2 separate regions of the Homo sapiens genome follow, and region 2 is linked to region 1. Evidence: chromatin loops called from intact Hi-C (ENCODE). Cell type or tissue: PC-9. All regions are shown on one strand.

What was found. A loop is a pair of places that touch in the nucleus more often than their neighbours do. Peaks named below come from ENCODE experiments on the same cell type or tissue, not always from the same donor. Only the 100,000 strongest peaks of a DNase experiment are listed, where the experiment ranks them.
Region 2: a loop joins it to region 1, with 5 times the contacts of the local background. A loop is called at or near these places in 1 of 110 quality-filtered maps.

What each region holds. Positions count from the first base shown.
Region 1 is chr7:47,360,633-47,363,132 of GRCh38, reverse strand. The region is part of intron 17 of TNS3 (tensin 3); the gene reads left to right. LOC124901629 (a long non-coding RNA gene) reads left to right here and starts at 1,928. Exons shown (of 2, transcript XR_007060319.1): 1 at 1,928-2,500. In PC-9, no CTCF peak of the experiment used is centred here; a DNase peak (open chromatin) is centred at 1,212; H3K27ac peaks cover 1,540 bases.
Region 2 is chr7:47,452,459-47,454,958 of GRCh38, reverse strand. All of the region lies in intron 4 of TNS3 (tensin 3), which reads left to right. Among named protein-coding and RNA genes, the nearest start is that of SNORD151, 11 kb to the left of the region's middle. In PC-9, a CTCF peak has its summit at 1,322; DNase peaks (open chromatin) are centred at 478, 1,128 and 1,578; H3K4me3 peaks cover 2,302 bases; H3K27ac peaks cover 2,500 bases.

The DNA of each region.
Region 1 (2,500 bases):
TGATGATGGTGATGATGATGATGATGATGATGGTGATGACTGTGATATTGATGGTGGTGATGGTGGATGATGACGGTGATGGTGGTGATGATGTTGATGGTGATGGTGATGACCCTGATGATGGTGATGACTGTGATGATGTTGGTGATGGTGATGGTAAATGACTCTGATGATGGTGGTGATGTTGATGGTGGTGATGATGTTAATGGTGGTAATGGTGATGTTGATGGTGGTGATGGTGATGGTGATGACTGTGATGATGTTGATGGTGGTAATGGTGATGGTGATGATGACAGTGATGATGGTTATGACTGTGATGATGGTGATGATGCTGATGGTGGTGATGATGCTTTGGTGATAGTGATGATGACGGTGATGACTGTGATGATAGTGATGATGTTTATGGTGGTGTTAGTGATGGTGATGTTGATGATGTTGGTAATAGTAAGAACTGTTACTCTGAGTGCCTACACTGTTTTAGGTACCTTCATTTCACCAGGACACGTAACAGAGCTCTCGTCTCTCTGACTCTGCACCCCATGGCTATGTCCTAATTCCACTAAACTCACACTCTTACACCAGCCAGTAAACCTGTTGAGGGAAGTGCTCATTATTTTTTTTCCCTGGCATGCAGGAAGAGTTCGACATATGTTTGCAAATACAGGGGTCTGGGACAGGCGGAACTGCAAATGATCCTTTTGAGACCTGAACTACTCTGCTGAATGGGCACTGAGGGGAGATTTATCGCTGGACAGTGTAGAGTAGCCCTGCCCACCTACAAGATCAGAGAGAGGCCCTCCAGAGGTGGGGTATCACAAAGCTCTGGTGGCTGAGACCTGGGTGCTCTGTGTGCCAGTGAGCACAGTTTTGTATCCTTCTTGTAGAATGGGTGAGATTCAGGGAGTTGGTTTGGGGACATTTTACTCCCCACAAGTGCCTGCCAGCCATGAGGCCCTGCTCCCTCACTCTGGTCTGACTTCTGCTGCCACTGGTGTTTTGTGGAAGAGCCCCTGGGTGCTGCTGCCAGGCTCATTGTCCCCGCCCCACTCTGGGTCTCAGCCTGGTTTCAGCCTGCACGTGGTGGGTTTTTTGTATCATACCCTTTTAAGTGGGAGAATATTTCAACTGATGATATCCCAGTAACAAAAGAAATGACTCAACCTGTGAAATTCATGATTCCGTGGGTGGCAAAAAGCCAGTTCTGTGGTTTTTTTTCATACCTTGAGGGCTCTTTGCTTCATGTTGTCAAAATATTTTATTCATGTTACATCAACCTCCACCCTGTGATGACAGCAACCTGGCAGGCCCTGTTCTGCTTGCAGATAGTGCTGTGGCATTCCCACCAGGCATTTAATGTCCCTCCCAGACTCGGCATCTGCTCTGTTAGTGCTAACCCATGGCTGATAACCTGTGCATCCTAAAGAAAGTTCAGAGCAATGGAAACTGTAAGCTTTTAATAATTGACCATGGAGAGCCCGTTGATTTAAATTGTGTGCTAAACCCCAACCAAAGGAACCAAATGTGAAAGCTGGAAGAGCGCTTTAGGATTCAGAAAGCAGCTTATCTGCAAGCTCTGATTCCGTGGCAGAAGGCTCACAGCCTCACAAAGTGGAGACAGGCAGACAGTCCCACCTCATTTCAACTCCAGAGTTGGGGAACGTGCTGGGGGTGCTCAGCCAGAGCCTCTCAGCCAGGCCTTGTGAGGCAGAGGGATCCTTACCAGGCAGATGGTCTGGAGGAGAGGCAGACCGGGAGAAAGCATAGTGTGCCAGGGAAGTTCAGTGCTGGGGAGTGAGGCTGGAGATGCAGATAGGCCCCACCATGGAGGGCCAGGATGGGGGCCAAGGAGTGTGGCTCTTCCCTGAGGGCAGAGGCGAGCCTTGGGGTCTTGGGCTGGGCCCTTGCTTGTTTTTTTTTTTTTTTTTTGGCATGGTTACTGTCTTACCAGAAGAGAAGGCACTGAGAAGGTGCACTGAGCCTGGGAGCTCTATTAGGGTCCCAGAGACAATGGAGGATAGCATTTAGGCAGGATGGGGGTTCCATGGGGTGGCATTGGCCTCCAACTCTGCAGAGGAAGAATCTCAGGAGGGAGGGAGGGAAGTAAGCAAGTGGGCCCCAGCGCCTGCGCCCGTAGCAGCTGGACATTGGAAGAATGAAGGGGCCTTGAATTTGGCTATTAGTGATCTGGGTATGGGGGTTTCAGATCCGTGCTAGGGACACAGGGGATCCATGGTACTTTCTAAAAGTCCAGGTGTCGTTATTTCCGTACTGTGTGTTATAACTGAGCAGTGCCCAGTTATGGGCATCATCCTGCCAGTGCCGGGCCCTCAGAGCATGGGGGAAGACAGCAGCGTGCGCATCTGAGGTGGAGGATGGAGGAGTGACCGCAGCACCAGGCATAGACACTCCTGGAGCCCTCCAAGGACTCAGGCGTCAGCAAGAGACCAGGGCTGATGGCAGCACCTCTGCCTTTTGGGGGCTGTCTCTGGATGGTCTCAGT
Region 2 (2,500 bases), 92 kb before region 1:
AGGGCATACTCCAGAGTGGACTCAGCATACATAACCCCTCCCACCTGCTGCAGGGCACTTTCAGACTCCGGAGATGACTGACATTAACACGGGCTCATTAACAATGTTGTCACCTTCTAGAGAAGGCACTTCCCTCCCAGGCCGCCCTTGCTAACTTGCTCGCCTATGGATGGGAGCCCCCTGCCTGGCTCTGCCTGGCTGGCCGCTGCCTGCAGTTGAGGACACTCCCATTGGGGGTACTTTGAGAGAGCTGGCTCTCTAGGGCTCGGCCTGTTTTCTGTCACCATGAAGTAAGGAATAAACTGGCCTGTCCTCAGGGTGCCACACCCTGCCCAGCTGTTGCCCCCCCAGAGCAGCCCCTCCCCATGGCCTTTCCTCCATTGTAAAATGCGGGAGTTGGACTGGAAACAACACATGCAACCCTCCTCTCTCCCCCAGGGCTGATGATGAGTGCTGCTGGCTTGGGCTTGGTGCCTTGAGGCATCTTCTTAGTCCCCACAGAGATCCTGGGAGGCTGGTGGTGTTGTCAGCTAGTTTCACAGAGGTGGAAACCAATGCTCGGAGGAGTTAAAGTCCTGTTTAGTGTCTCCGGGTCTGATGACTGTGGCCAGTAAAGGGACAGGTGGTCCTATTTTGACCCCCTGCCGTCACTGCTGTGTCTGCCCCTGCCAAATGGTGGGCAGGTGGCAGGAAGCGCAGGCTGCCTTGTGGAGCTGAGCCTGGTCTGAGCAGTGCACCCCTGGCTAGTTATAAACTGGGGCCCCCTGTTTGTGTTCAGCCTGGAAGGAGACACCACGTGGTTTCCAGTGGAATGGGCGCCCCCAGAACACCCTGCCCACTGATAGGGTTATGCTGGGGGCCCAATGAGGCCCTCCCCACCTCCCCTCCCTTGGTCCACTTTTCTATGTGAAGAAATGTTTTCGTTATGAAATAAGTGATAAAAATAAAAGAATGTAAGTGCATGTAAGATGTTACAAAAAAGCACACACAAATCTCCCTGTCAGTTAAAGGGACGTGACTGACCATGTAGTCATGAGATCAGTGAGATCAGTTTAAACAGCTGCCTGGGTGAGTCTAACAGCTGAGGACACGATGTGGCCCGGGCTGGCCACCCTTCCTCTTAGCTCTGAGTGCTAAGTGAGGAAATAAACCCGCCTCGGGCAGGTCCGGGACTCTATGTCACCAAGATCTGCCGTGTATCCGGCCTCCATCTCCCGTTTTGTAACTCAGAACCGTCTGGTGCCTCATTCCCATAACTGAGGTTTCGCTGCATACCTTTCCTTCTCTCTGGCCTGGCCACTCTTGTCTTTAACCCTGTTTTTGTGCTTGTTTATTGGTTTGGTTTTTATTTTAAAAATTTTATTTAGTTATGTTGAATTCATTCGATGAGTCATCTCAAATTCTATTTGGAATGAAGTGGAGCAAAAATGAACTAAGGAAGGAAGTGGTAAAGGAGAGAATGGGGTTGGGGGAGAGGAAGGAAAGAGGGAGGGAGGAAGGCCAGTGGGCATCAGGCATCTGTTACCTGGGATACAGAGGTGAGTAACCTGCCCTCCCAGCAGCTCGAAGTAGGTTTTGTTTTTCCTGGGGGAACTTTTGAGAGGCGGTTCTCCCTAGTGGCTAGTCCCCAGGAAGGCACAGCCACTCAGCTTCCTGGTCAGAAGGCTCTCCCGGAGAGCGCTGTTCTTGTTCCTGTCCCTCAGGCCCTTGGCAGGCTGGCCCTCGGCAGGCTGGCCCTCAGCCCCGGGCGGACATTGTCCTGTGAGCTCCATGCCTGCGTGCTCACCGTGGGGCCGGGCACACCTGCCAGCTGCTCCTGGCTGTGGTTCTGGGGACTCCCACACTCACCAGGCTCTCCCACCTGGTGGGCTATTCCAGCTGCCTCCTTTATGCCCAGAGCTGCCGAGACATTAACACGAAGAGGGGTGTGCTTGACTAAAGCAGGGGAAGGAGCGAAACGTAGGAGGAGCTGTTTCTGGAAGGGAAAAGCAGCCCTGGCCGGTGGTCCCTGCCCAGGCCCAGCACAGTAAGTTCCCAACTCCCCACGTGCCGCCTCTCGGCTGGGCTGGCACTGGGCACTTTGTCTGTCCCTGGCCACCCTCCTCTGTGGCCTCCGGTACTGGCTGCTTTGCAGTGAAGGGGCATTTCCAAGTCATTTTTCCCCTTTCACTTCAATGCTGCAGATGTTCGGTGGGACCTTGTGTCCTAAGAACCATCCGCCCCATCTGCCCCTTCTTGGGAAACTTATTTGTGAGAAGAGCAAAGGGGAGCTTCCGACTTCTTTGGAAATGCTGACATCTCTGTGTCCTCCCTGAGTGTTGCTTACCTCTCCCTGCTGCCAGTCTTCCTGAGCTGCCTCCTTCCATATGGTTCCAAACCAGCCTGAGCTCCTGGCCAGGGAGGCAGGATCCTGTGACTATTTCGTTACAAATAAATAGAGATACAATCTTAGTCTGTTGTTTCTCATAGTTGAACATGAAGGTAAAATGACAAGATGACT